Regions from separate parts of the Homo sapiens genome. Here regions 1 and 3 are each linked to region 2. The links are chromatin contacts, found by Hi-C or POLR2A ChIA-PET in ENCODE. All regions are on one chromosome and are shown on one strand. Each heading gives the region's core, a stretch centred on a gene start or an enhancer-like site at or near the end of the contact. The rest is flanking DNA. Distances are from core to core; before and after follow the strand shown.

Evidence for each region. A loop is a pair of places that touch in the nucleus more often than their neighbours do. ChIA-PET counts read pairs that join two places held with the same protein, here RNA polymerase II (POLR2A). Pooled maps may share reads with other maps.
Region 1: a loop to region 2 is called in a map of CD4-positive, alpha-beta T cell, with 5 times the contacts of the local background. The contact joins the promoter of ARID2 here to the promoter of HDAC7 in region 2. A Hi-C loop is called at or near these places in 2 of 168 maps with a recorded cell type or tissue (CD4-positive, alpha-beta T cell and naive thymus-derived CD4-positive, alpha-beta T cell), 2 of 37 single-sample maps with no recorded cell type and 19 of 50 pooled maps. POLR2A ChIA-PET finds 5 or more read pairs at or near these places in 1 of 52 experiments (T-cell).
Region 3: a loop to region 2 is called in a map of ascending aorta, with 5 times the contacts of the local background. The contact joins the enhancer-like site here to the promoter of HDAC7 in region 2. A Hi-C loop is called at or near these places in 1 of 168 maps with a recorded cell type or tissue (ascending aorta) and 4 of 50 pooled maps.

The regions. Positions count from the first base shown.
Region 1 is chr12:45,727,927-45,732,608 of GRCh38, reverse strand. It overlaps ARID2 (AT-rich interaction domain 2), which reads right to left and starts at 2,903. Exons shown (of 21, transcript NM_152641.4): 1 at 2,681-2,903; 2 at 2,472-2,565; 3 at 1,295-1,392. The coding sequence starts at 2,772. RefSeq lists silencers at 2,453-2,692, 3,203-3,622 and enhancers at 4,135-4,682, 4,673-4,682.
Region 2 is chr12:47,818,251-47,822,877 of GRCh38, reverse strand. HDAC7 (histone deacetylase 7) reads left to right here and starts at 2,975. Exons shown (of 26, transcript NM_015401.5): 1 at 2,975-3,111. The coding sequence starts at 3,093. RefSeq lists enhancers at 1,213-2,134, 3,473-4,046 and silencers at 2,685-3,024, 3,165-3,244, 3,255-3,564.
Region 3 is chr12:45,232,563-45,236,821 of GRCh38, reverse strand. The region is part of intron 1 of ANO6 (anoctamin 6); the gene reads right to left. Among named protein-coding and RNA genes, the nearest start is that of ANO6, 19 kb to the right of the region's middle. Within about 2 kb of position 1,466, at least 27 of the 41 ENCODE cell types and tissues checked have a DNase peak (open chromatin) inside an H3K27ac peak, as active enhancers do; they include ascending aorta, where a contact is called at or near this core.

The DNA.
Region 1 (4,682 bases), core at 1,654-4,153, 2.1 Mb after region 2:
AAACTCTCTTGTTTCTCACCCCACTACTAACTCAACGGTTTTGGAGGTTAATTTTGCTTTTTGATTTAGCCCTTTAATTTAAAATGTACTCTGACACAAATGCCATCACACACACACAATAGATGACAACCATATTTAATATTTTCTAGACTTCCTGTGTAACTCAATAACTACTCCACAAAGTTCTGCGAACTCCAGCTTCAAGCCTGAAGTCAATCTAAGATAGCCAATAGAAAGTACACCTGTGCGATTACTGCATTTCCTATTTCAGAATGCTGAACGTAATACACAATAACTGAGTGCATCTGAAGCAATAATAAATGCAAAACTCAAATTATGCAGAAGCCACCTTACAAAAAAAGGCCTGTACTATCACTATTAAAAAGCAATAAATACAAAGAATATCATTTTAGTTTTTAATAACACCAACTAACTTAGGATCCTCTAAGATAAGCACTTTAAAAATAAAACACAGCATCATGATAAATTACAGTATGAAAGTATTCCTAGAAGAAAAACTAGAGGCAAAAAAAAAAACGCTAAATCACAAAATATATCATCTAGACTGTATCACATACCAACTGAATAAGAAATTAAACTTTGCCGAATAAGCAGTCAAAGAAGAAGAGGGAGAATGAAAGAAAATCCAGATTATAGTATCCCATTTCATAGTATCCCCATTTTCCTAAAGATATAATAATTTAAATTATCTAATTTAAATTACTAATTTAAGTCACTGGAAATTCAACAAAAAGTAATTATCAAAACAATCCTGGTCACCTAAGCCACCAACATGTTATGCCATGTAGGAATATTCTACTGAAAAACCTATTCAATGACACTGTTCCAAACAAGAAGTTTCATTAAAAAAAAAAAATTCTTAAAGCCAGAATTTTTAAAACTAAAGGAGTTTCCAAAACAAAGAAAAAAATTTTCCCAAAGGTTACAAAGTTTCATTAACTATCTTAAGTCTTTTACTAAGCATCACCTTTCTGCCCCTCAGTGGGTATCAAGCGATGAATAACAATGTCACAAAAGAATGTTTACCAAGATTGGGGCTGGGGTGTCACCTGTAATGATTTTGTATGAAAAATGTAAACGATCCTGAAATTGGTGAGGAAGACTTTCACCTTCCTACAATCTCACTTTATTTATATTAAATGTGTCTCAGTCTGAAATGAACAAGAGCTTAAGAACTGTTTGGTGTGCAAGGTTTGCTTTTGTTTTTGCTAAAAACAAATCTCTCCATAAGTCCCTTATTTCCAAATACTATGGAAAAGTCACTACTACTCACCGCAAGTAATACTGTTTTAAAGCAAAGGCAGCGTTAGAACAACTTCTGGGAAAGTTGAACTCTTCAACAATTTCTCCCCACTGATTCTTCTCAGAAACCTGGTAAAACACAGGCACAGTTGTCTGAACGTGAACAATCTAAGAAAATCTTAACCTAACTATGAAATAAATACCCATTCTACAGAGATCTGTAGATACCTAAGGCATCAGTGGGTGTTTCGGATCGATCGGTAAGAGTTACTAAGCAAGGGCTTCTTGAATCACTGTGTTTTCACCAGAGAGCCCTGTATTTAATACCACTTGTTTTGTTTGGGGGTGGGGGGGTTTGGTGGGTTTGTTTTGTTTTTGAAGCCCGGACAATAACCAATCGCAAGTCCCTCTGTCGCCCCCTTTTAAATCTCAACGCGGTCCGTTTACACTAAAAAAAAAAAAAAAAAAAAAAGTTCAAAAGGATCAATACAGTTCCGGACAGCGACGTCCGCGGGTTGGGGGGGGGGCCGGGGCTGGGGCCGATTCCGATCCCTCTCCCAGATCTATCCATCTCCATAGGCCCTTCTTTGAGGCCTACAGCTTCTGCCTAGCCTTGAAGCCTAAGATGGCTATTTGGAGACAGGTCCTGGTTTCTTTTGTTAGCTGTATAAACCGAGGGCGACGGGGCCGAGGCTGTGCCCCCGGCTGCCGGGATTATTTCGCAGCCGATTATCGATGTTAAACCTGCCCGCGCTAATTTTGAGTTGCACGAAAACTGCTCTCAGAGTCTGTGTGTCTCTGTGTGTCTCCGCCTGTGCTAGAGCGGCAGCGGCGGCAGAGCTGACTCGCGAGCGAGCGGGCGGGCGGCGCGGGAGCGGGGCGGGCGCGGGGCTCAGGCTGGCGCCCCGCACGCCCGCATTCCCCGCCGCGGCGCTCAGACCCCGCCGGCCCGACCGGGCACCGGGCAGGGCGCGAGCCGGCGCCGGGCCGCCCGCCCGCCGGAGCCCCGCGCCCGCCGCGCGCACGCGAGCCACCAGGCCAAAAACAGCCCCGCCGCCGTCCGCCTCCGTGCCACCGGCTGGGAGCGAAAAGAACGCCTTTTGCCCCCGCGGGCCACCCCCCCAGCCCCAAGCGCCCACTCCGGGGTCAAAGGAGACTTTTTGGAGGAGGCCAGCGAGAGGGAAATACAAATTAAAACTTCCACTCACCTTCGCGAATCCGCCTAAAGTAGTGACTCTGGTGTAGAGACCGTGAAGATCCAGCTCCTTCCCACCCACCGCAGGGATTTTTTTAAAAGGCGACCTGCGGGAGAGAAAAAGCCCCGCACTTGTCAGCCGGGACCCCGTGCCCGGCCCGGGCGGGAGAGCCCCGTTCGCCCCGGCTCGCCCCGGCGCTGCCCCCCCGGTTCTGCTCTCACCCTCTGCTGTGGTGGAACTGCCGCAGCTCGTCCAGGAAAGCGAGTCCCTTTCTCCGCTCGTCCGGAGGCGCCTTCCCCGTCGAGTTTGCCATTATTTTTTCAAAGGAGGTTTTTAAAAAACCCAGATCGGTGTTTTAAAAGCGCCCCCCGCTCCCAGCGCTTCCTACCAGAGCCCGGAGCCCATTCCTCGGCCGGCGGCGGCGGGGCTCAGTCATGGGCCGGCGGTGGCGGCGGCGGCGGCGGCGGCGGCGGCGGCGGCGGCGCAGGGAGGGAGGGAGGGAGGGGGAGGAGGAGGAGGAGGGGAAGGAGGGAGCAGGAGGCCAGGGGGAGAGGAGGGAAGGAGGGAGGGGAATTTCTAAAAAAGTTTAAAGAAATCGGAGCGAAACTAGAAGGGCAGGCGACTGCCGGATCCGCGCGAAGCCGCGGGGCGAGCGCGGCCCCCACCCCTTCCTTCCCTCCCTCCCCGTGGCCCGGCTCTCGCCCGCCTCTCAGCGCCGCCGGCTGAGGCAGCTCAGCCCGGGGACGCGATTCAACATGGTGCTGCTGCCGGGGGCGCGCGAGCGGGCGACGGGCAAGGCGAGCCGATGGTGAGGGGTCTGGGCGGCCAGAGGCCCAAGAGTTTCGGCGGCGGCGGCGGCGGGGCTAGGGCAGGCGGGGCTGGGGGTGGGGAGGGGGAGGTCTGTGTGGTGGTTTGTGGAAAGCGCGGTGACAGCGTGTATTTCGGCCCCGGCTCCGCGGGGCCCTCGCACACATTCACGCGCGGCCTCGGCCGCTGAGGCCGGGGCGTCCCCGGGCAGAAGCACCGGCGGCAGCTGAGCCGCTGCGCGCCGCCCGCCTGCTTCCCTCCCCGCCAGCCTCCCTCTCTGCCGCCGCCACGGCCTGGCAGCCAGTGCCACACAGCGACCCCCGAGGGCTGGCCGCGGCACTGCGCCTGGCTCCACACCGCCCCGGCAGATCCTCGCGGGGAACAATAGACTCGACTCGCCGGGCTTAGGGTTCGTCTGCAATGTGCCGCACATTTCACACGCACACAAAGCCGGCGGAAAGGGGGGCGGTGCGGGGAAACGGCCACTACCGGTTGTTCCAGGGTTAGGGGTGGAGGCGATGTTCGCGTCCCCGGCCCGGCTGTTGGAAGGGCCGCCTCGGAGTCCCCGCCCGCCCGACAGAACCGGTGTGGCGCTCTGAAGGGAAAGGAAGCTCACCGGGGTAGCCCCTCACGCTACGCAACATTCACAGATCGGAATAAAGTCAATTTGTTACCTTCTGTTTTTGTAAAATCTAAAGGAATCGGCTTTTATGAGCCGTATGCTAGTATTTTGGGGCCTGGTTAGCACATTTTCTATGAATTATCCACACGCTAACTTTAGCAAACTATACGTTAAATACAATGTGAACTGTCTGTCCTAGTTCTGTGGAAATAGAGTAATGCTCTTAATTCATCTTGCCGCTGGTTGGCTTCACATATCAAACTGGAGTATTCTATGAGCAAAGTTATGCAAACTAACTAAACTGGTTGGGAAGCAATCTATCGAACTTCGACAATAATAATTAAGGTTTACATTTTTATAGTAAGGTCTCTTCAAGATTGCTGCGTTTAAAATAAATACCGAATAAAACGTTTTTCCTTGCTTTCAAATGTCTTAAATGTAATCCTCGTTTAAAATATTTTGAAGGTTAAAAAAACCCTTTGCTTAAATGAGTCAAAACATCTCAACAAATACTACCACCTAAATTTGCATTTACGAGGGGTGTTGGAGCCGGCTCTTTGCTACAAATGTTAATTAAGATTACAGTACGTGAAACGTATTATTATTCCCATTTTAGTGACGGCCACCACGGGCAAAGTCACTGCCTAACCCAAGGTCACAGGGTAGTAGGGGTCTGGATGGGTTATTTCAGGTAGTCGTTCCAATGGGAACATTGCTTTGGAGGTGAAAAATTATGTAATATAGTGCAGCTTGCTTCCGGTGCTCACTCTAGGAAACGGACTTATTTCCCAACT
Region 2 (4,627 bases), core at 1,726-4,225:
TGGCCGGAGACTCTAGGGAAGGCTCAGGAAGCCAAGGCACGTCTTTTGGGGCCAGTCTCTTCTGCTAGGTGTTCAGCTGAGAAAGCTATGAGAGGCCTGGACTCAAGAGCTTTTTAAAAAAAGGCTCCCCACGGTAACCAGGCTAGAAGAGAGAGAGGTAGCTTGCATTTCTCTGTCTCATGTCTCTAAGGTTCTTGGAGGCTTTCTAATTTATCCTGGTAGGGGACATGTGACTTAGAAACTGGCTTAGGACTCTGCCATGAGGCGGGGTCTGGTAAGTAAATCTGGCAGGGGAAGGAGAGACACAGTCCAGCTTTCCCAGATGCAGGTTGCACATGCTGTCTTTTTCTCTGACTATATGTTGGAGGCAGTGAGTCCTGGTGTGTAGAAAGCCACATGTTGGGCACTGTGTGGACAGACAGGCAGGGAGATAGCCTCTTAATTCAGATCACTCAAAACTCAGTGATGAGTTTAAAAAGAGAAAGAAGACTCACAAATAAATGTATGCACAATGCACATGGTAGAAATGAGCATAAAAGGGCCTGGCTTTACTACAGAAATAGCTACAGAAAAGCTACGGATATGTGTGTGTTGGGGGTTGGGATCAATTGTGGAGCTAGACAAGGGAGATAGCAGGCATGTCGCTGGGGGTCTGCAGTAACCAAGCAGTTTTTCTGGAGTCTGTGGACACCAAAGAGGCATTTGGAAGGAGGATGATCTGGCTTGGAATTGAGGGCTGGGGATGACATACCTAAGGTGGAACAGCATGTGTCTTGGAGAGTCAGCATGGGTAGTTATGGGGTGAAAGAATGTACTGTAGGTGTCCAGCTGGAGAAGGGTTCTTGAAAGTCATGAACATCTGTCCCAATTCAACAAATAACTCACATCAAGTTTGAATTCTGTGCAAGACACTACAAGAAATGCACCCATGACCAAGGCAGTAGCTGGACTCAGGGATATCCACTCTTGAATGCTCTTGGAAGGAAGAGAGTTGAGACAAGTAGACTAGGTGGGCGAAGGTCAATGTATAAAGACCACACAGTTCAGGGAAGAATTCCTCTTGGCTATGGGAATCCGGGAAAGCCTCCCGGAGAAAGTGGTATGCCACTTTCTTTTTCTTCCAGTCCTTCCTTCCTTCCTTCCTTCCTTCCCTCCCTCCCTCCCTCCCACTAGATAGGGAGTGGGTCTTGAGGATTGGAAAGATTTCAACAGAAGGAGAAAGGGGCTGGGAGGACATTTCTTTTGGAGGCAGCATGATGAGCGAAGGCAAGGGAGTGTGGAAGCGTGAGGACAGGATGGGAAGCAGCTAGCAGCCCAGTCTGGCAGAAATAATGATAGTAATAATAGTGACTAACACTACTGAGCCCTAAGTACCAGGAGGCACTGGGCAGGGATGTGTATGGAGTGTGGTGCCAGGTTGTAGGAGGACTTGAATGCCAGGAAAGGCTTTTGGGAGGGTAAGTTAACAAGCGCAGAGGGGTTGGATCTGCCTGCCGAAGGAGAACTGGGACAAGGAAAGGGGCTGAAGTAAGAAGTCCCACGCTGAATATGCCGGTAGCAACAGATAGTGAGTCCCGAGCTGTGCCTGAGGGAAGGGAATAGAATCTATGGTTTGAAGTTCACCGCCAGCATGGCCAAGCCCTCCTAGGCCACTGTGGGCTCTTGCTTCCAATCAGACATGACTCCACCTCTGGGGCTGCCTCAATTTTTCCTTCTCTGGATTCTTGGGGTTTCTTAGGATTGCGGGAGATAGAATGGGGTCAGGGGAAGCTGCTCCTTGGTTTACAATGGTGGCGCCTCACGCTGCAGAGAGCCCAGTGTTCCTGCGTGGTGGACCTCTCCCCTTCCTAGGAGCAGCTCCAGATTGCTGGAGGCAGACACGGCTGACCGGCTAGCCCAGGAAGCACAATGGCGAGGTCCTTAGCCCCTGACCCCTGAATCTGACCTTCTCTCCAGCTAAAAGCGGAGGGAGAGGCAGGGAGGGCCACTGCCTAAAGCCGGCCCTGAGCTGAGTTTATTAGCTGAGGGAGGGCTGGAGGCGGCTGCATTCCGACTCACAGACTGGAACATTTCTGTGATCCGCTGTAATGCACTGGGGGACACTGGGCACATTGCTGAAGTTTGACTCATAGGGACCGGGAGGGGGAAAGAGGGGGGTTGTGGAGGGAGAGGAATGGGAGGAAGAGAGGAAGAGGAGAGGAGGGAAGGAAGTCCCTTGAGAAATTTCTTTAAAAAAAGAAAACTTTCAAAATCTGCACCACCCCCACACCCTTTTTCTTTTAATAGGAACAGGCTGGACCCTTCCGTTCCCCTCAGCAGGCATGGTGTGTGTGTGGGGGTGCCAGTGGGGGAGGGCTGGGCAGTGATTCAAATCAGATCCTGGAACTTTCCTGAGGCAAGTCGTGCTTATGTGTGTGTGTGTGTGGTGGGGGGTGTCCGTCTGGGATTCCTTGTATGGGACATGGGACACCACGCGTGTCCCACTGTGCCCGCGTGTGGCTGCGTGCTTGTGGGCTGTACGGGTATGTAGTGTGTGCACGGGGGTCCACCCCGAAGCCCCAGTGTGTGCTGTGTAAATGATTCTGCCCCTTGTAAACATGGATGCGTGCTCGTGTACGTTGTGTATGCGAGGGTGCGTGCGCCCAGGTAGCTGGGTTTCCGGGAATTGTGCACGGCTCGGAGCGCCTCGCGGCGGCTGGGGCTCGGAGCCGCGGCCGGCGTTCCGGGTTCGGCGCTGCCTCCCCGGCAGTGCGCCGCGCCCCGCCGCGATCTGGCCGCGCGCGGTGTCTGCGGCCCGCCTGTGCGCCGCGCGGTGCAGTGTCTGCCGGGGTGGTGTGTCCCAGGGCCGCGAGCGCCTGCCCCCTCCCTCCCCTCCCCCTTGGCCCGCTCTCAGACTCAGATAAAGCATTTCCTTCCATTGTCATCCTACCCGGCCGGCCGGGCTGCCAGGGCCCTCCCCCTCCCGGCCCCCTCCCTTCCTCTCGCCGTCTCACAGTCGCTCTGCAGCCTCCGGCGACTGGGGGGATGTGAGGCCGGCGCCCCAGCCCCCCGCCCCGCCATGAGCCCCCCGCTCTGAGGGCCCCGGCCCCTGGATGCACAGCCCCGGCGCTGGTGAGTACTGGGCGGCCGCCCCCCGCCCCGCCCTGCGCGCGGCACCCAGCGTCGCCCGCCCAGGCTCGGCCTCCGGCCCTGGCCCCGGCTCCGGCTCCGGCTCCGGCTCGGGCTCCCGCCAGCCCCGCGGGCCCAGCCCGGCTTGCGCCCCCCGACCGCGCCTGTCCCGCCCGGCTCCGCGGGGCTCTGGCAGGCTCCGGGTCGGAGCTGGTTCCGGGGGCCGGAGGGCTCGGGCCTCCCGCGGGGCGCCCACATCCGCCCGCCCCGGGGCAGCTACAGGCCCAAGGGAGGGAGTTGGAGGCCCCGGCCGCCGGTGTGCGGGCCCCACGTCCCATCACCCCTGTTCCCGGGGAGGACGAGCCGAGGGACCGGGGAGGGAGGGACGGCCGCGGTGGCCCGGCGAGGGGGCGGTGCTCCGGGGCGGAAGGTTTGGAAGCGCGAGGGCAAAGGGCAGGACCCACTGAGTTGGGGCTGGGCTTTGTGGGGCTGGACATCAGCGCCCCCATCCCGTGGAGCCGGGCAGGGCCCTACTCAGATCCTTCGGCGGGGAAAGAGGTCCCTTGGAGGGGTCTCTGGCTGGGAGGTTTCTCTGAGCATTGCCCCCCATCCTTGCTCACCCATCAGGGTGAAGAGACACCTGTGCCCTGGTGAGCTGTGGAGGTCAATGCCGGCAGCGGCGCGGGAAGCGGGGCGCCGCAGGCTGTGTGAGGGGTGGGGGACAGGATGTGCACCCCCCAGGCCTGGGGTCTGTTGGTGTTGGGGAGTGTGAGAGCAGGCGGCAAATTTGGCGGATGGGCTGGGTTCCCACGACCAGAGTTTCTAGGCCTGTGGGCCAGGAGAGAGCCCTCTGGGGCCCGCAGGCCACCCAGTGCCCCACCCCCATTGCTTCCCGCTGTGGCTGCCCGTTTGGGTCTGACCTCCCCAGCCACGGCTGCTCCTCACTCCTTCTCCCCGCTGGCTGTCTTGCGCACCCAAAGGCCTCCCCCTGCATCTGGACACTGGCTGTCTCGCTGCCAACGCTCCCTGCCCACTCCCCTAGGCAACATCTGCCTGAGGCCCAGCTCTGCCTGCCGCTTTCTAGGGTGAGAATGGGGCATCGGCCCTCAGCGGCCCTGCTGGGAGCTCAAGATCAACTTCTCAGCCTGTTCCCTGGACTTGCATCTGGACCTGTGGGACCTTCCTCAGGACCCCTATTCAGCTATAGGGCTGGCAGGAGACTGTGACTCAGGTCCCTGCCCTCCAATGAGACGCTTTGGCGGCCCTTTCCCCCTCCCAGGACTCCATAGGCTGCTAGGCTGCCGCTACCCATGGGTTATTAAGTCATTTTCTTCTTCTCTGCAGTCATTTCTGAGGGAAACTAAGGCACAGAGTAGTCCCAGTGAGTGGTACCCAGCCCAGTGAACCTAGACTGGAACCAGGTCTTGGACCTATTGGGACTGGTCCTCTGCCTTTAGTCCCCTGATGTCCCTCCTTGCCCAGCAGGGCCAGGCTCAGAGGCAAGCTCAGAGCTGCCTCC
Region 3 (4,259 bases), core at 217-2,716, 2.6 Mb after region 2:
ACCATTGTGGAAGACAGTGTGGCAATTCCTCAAGGATCTAGAACTAGAAATACCATTTGACCCAGCCATCCCATTACTGGGTATATACCCAAAGGATTATAAATCATTCTACTATGAAGACACATGCACACGTATGTTTATTGCAGCACTATTCACAATAGCAAAGACTTGGAACCAACCCAAATGTCCATCAGTGGTAGACTGGATTAAGAAAATGTGGCACATATACACCGTGGAATACTATGCAACCATAAAAAAGGATGAGCTCATGTCCTTTGCAGGGACATGGATGAAGCTGGAAACCATCATTCTCAGCAAACTATCACAAGGACAGAAAACCAAACTCATGTTCTCATTTATAGTTGGGAATTGAACAATGAGAACACTTGGACACAGGGTGGGGAACAGCACACACCAGGGCCTATTAGAAGGTGGGGGGCTGCAGGAGGGATATCATCAGGAGAAATACTTTATGTAAATGATGAGTTGATAGGTGCAGCAAACCAACATGGTACATGTATACCTATGTAACAAACCTAAATGTTGTGCACATGTACCCTAGAACTTAAAAAAATAATAATAATAATTAACAACTGACAGTGGCACATACAGTAGCTCTACCATTAATTTGACAATAAACTCTACAGGTTACCTCTTCACAGAATTTATCACTTTTTGAAAATTAAAATTTGAGCCAGATGTCTTCTAAATTCTGTTATATCACAACAGGATTGGGGCTATTTTGCCTATGCATGCACCTGTAACTAATTTCCTTCTCCTGAGGCAGAGAGGACCCTTCTCCCCTTCATATGTAGCCTCTTTCACTTCCAAGGACAGTCAGCCTGATCCAGCCAGGATCCCGGAAGGGGCACTGGAGGCTGCCTGGAAGAACTTGCCCCAAGGGTGGATTAAATACCTGGGAACACACCCAGCTCACAGCTGGAGGAAGGCCACCTGGGATGAGGCAGTCACCCAGAAATGTAGAGACAGACAGGCATGCTAGTTCAGGAATGCCGTCAGTGTGAGGGAGGGAAGGAAAAAGCCAGGAGTAGTTCTCAACTTTTTGGACTCCTGGTACACTTCCAAATACTGGAATTTTTGACTAGGGGACTTTTCTTGAAGCTGTTTTTGCACAAGACTGAGAAAATATCCATTTTCCATACTGAAGAATGAGGAGAATGCTCAAGAGCCACAGGTGCTGGAGTTAAAAGGCGGCATACCACCAAGCCTCCTTGCTAGTTCTGCTCAGATGTCATGCCACTCAACTAGGTCATTCCTCAGCCCTGAGAAGCTGCTTTTGAATAGAATTGTTTACTGCCAGGCCTGGATTTCTATTATGCCCAGGAGGTGGTTTTCCCACATTGCAGTAAACATTTGATCTTTCTTACGTGCCAAGCTGAAGTTAAGCCTCCCATCTCTTATTGCAGGAAACTGTACCCCACTCTTATTCACAGCCCTACTTAGAACAGACAGCACAATATGACTAAGGAAGACTTGTGAAAATACAACAGTTTCATCACAATTTAGGGCTAAGATTTAAGATACCACCAGTATGACAGCTAAAGAAGGGAACAGAAAAGTACAGCTCCTGTCACTAAATCTGTAGGCACAGACAGGCCACAACCAGAGTCTGCTACAGGAAGGAGGAGAAGTAGCACCACATTGGAGAGGACTTTATTTCCAGGGCAAGAGGGTGATTAGGAAACACTGACAAGAGCAACACAGAATCCAAAGAACTAAAGAGACTGAGGTCCTAGGCATGTTTCTGAGATAGGAGTTTGAACAACTGAGGAGGAAAAGGACAAGCCAAATTATTAGAACTGAAAGGTTACTGCTGGACTGATAGTAAACACTGACAAGAGCAACACAGAATCCAAAGAACTAAAGAGACTGAGGTCCTAGGCATGTTTCTGAGAAAGGAGTCTGAACAACTGAGGAGGAAAAGGACAAGCCAAATTATTAGAACTGAAAGGTTACTGCTGGACTGATAGTAAATGCTGAATTGTCTCATCTTGCCTGCCTGGAGTCAGAATTGGTTCCAGAGACTGGAATGTAGCTGAGCTAGGAAGTGGGAATCAAAAGCCCAGGGGTGGGGGTGGGGGGTTCTGTCAAGGCTGGAATTCAGTGAGAGCCTAAAGCCTGTTTTAACTCAGGCAGGGAAGATGACTAAGAGTGGAAACCAGGCTCGAAAAATCATGAGTCATTCTTAAAAGAAACCAACATCAGTGTCAGTAACTTCCCTGGGAACTTGGAAAAGGGGCCTGAACAAATATTTTGGAATCTAATATCCTGCACCAACACTGAACTGCTCCTTCATTTGGATAGGTCACTCTAACTTTTCCGTTCTCAGAGCTCTTTCAGTTACCAAACGAGACTAACAATATCTGTTTGCAATATTTTTACCAGTAAAAAAAAATCAGTAGGAAAAAAGGTGACCTTCTGGAGAAATAAATTATTACACATGAACTCCTTATACATAGGGAGAGTCTGCAAACAGTTCCCTCCGAACCAGTGTCACACTCATCAGTAAACTCATCAGTGCAATAATCCTCAGAATGAATGTGCAGTTCAGTTTCACAATTACAGCAGGACAATTAAAATCTGAATTTCTGTAAAATGAGATAGGAGTGAATTTTCCTCACACATTCTCTTCCAACTTAAGAACACATTTGCTAATTTCCTATAATTGGCAAGGCATTATGTGAACTGCTTAAAGAGATTACAAAAATAACTAAGACCAAAAGCTACCTGACTTTAAAGTAAAAACAGAATTAGAAGGTTAAGGATTGTTAGTCTGCTACCTATAAGAAACGAATACTTCAAGATTTAATTCAAAATACATTTTCTAGATATTCTTATAGTTCCAATACACTAGATTACTACTGATATCTATAACACAGATGAATCCCCAGAAAGATTGTGCTAAGTGAAGCCAGGCACAAAAAACTACATTTTACATGATTTCTTTAGAACGAAGCTCAAGAATGGGCAAAATCAATTTATGGAGGAAGTCTTTAAGTGCTTGCAGGGACCATGTGGAGGAAGGTTGACATGAAAGGGGTACAAGGGTGCTGGAAATGTCCTCCATCTCTTGTTTTGGGTGGTGGCTATACAACTGTCATAACTTAAACAGTTAACAGTACATTTTACTATATGTAAAATATGCTTTTACAATGTTAACCAAAAATATCACTGGACTAAATAAGCAGTACTAGGAATAGAGGGTTCAGACAAGAGCACAGGCAAAAGATAATGTTAATATTTCTTATACTTGATCTCAATGGCATTTATAAAGACAATATTCCCAATTTGAAAGGAATTAGAGGTATTAGATATAACAATAATACAGATATATTACCTGCTAGTTTCAATCACATATGAAAGATCCCTACACAGAAAAATAAGTCACAGGACTGTTTAACAGCAAGTGATAACAGAATTTGCAACCCTTTATTTTTTGCCCTATGAACTGAAAACAAAGCAAGCTTTAATTTGCATCTTCCATATCACTCTATTACTAGGGTGCTTTGGCTATTCACAGGGGAGGAAATCCCCAGTGTGATTCTCTAATATTAGGATTTTTCATGGGCAACAAATATTGAGAGAAGCATATCAGAGTCATCAGTAGGTATTTTCCACCCTCACAGATTGTGATTCATGCCCTACGTGCTTGGTTGTGACTCCCAGCCGAAGTCAGGTTAAACTCTTCCTCCAGACAGGAATGAGTCACATCCCACAGCCAGTAGAGTAGAAGTCTGGAGAGCCATTTCTGGCTGAGAATCCAGAGGCCCGTTGGCTTCTAGCTCCCTGCCTCTCCCTTCCTCAAGAGGAAAAGATGGAGTGCAGGGAACAGATGTACCTGCTCCCTCTCTTTCTTCCTCCTTTGGAAACTTCCGGAAGCTACACAGAATTGCTGCGGTCCAAGCTCTCCATGGCCTCTCCTTTAGCACAAGAAAGGAAGATAATTATGCTAAACTGAAATGCAAAGAAAGAATGAAGAGAACTGGGGTGACTGACCGAGTTTTGTTGCCTTCCAACCCAGGGCTATTATTTCAGCAAGGAACAAAGGGGCACTGGAACCACTAGCAATAGTACCACTTTGCAAGGTGCATTAACAGCTGTAGAAATCATTATAAACAAAACCTCTGCATGGTGAATTCCCTGAGTACGACTGGACTTGTGAGCCTGAAAGCATTTGTGGTGTTTTACGCAGTAATCTAATGTACATCTTGAGCCTTCTCATAGACCTGTTTTGTAAA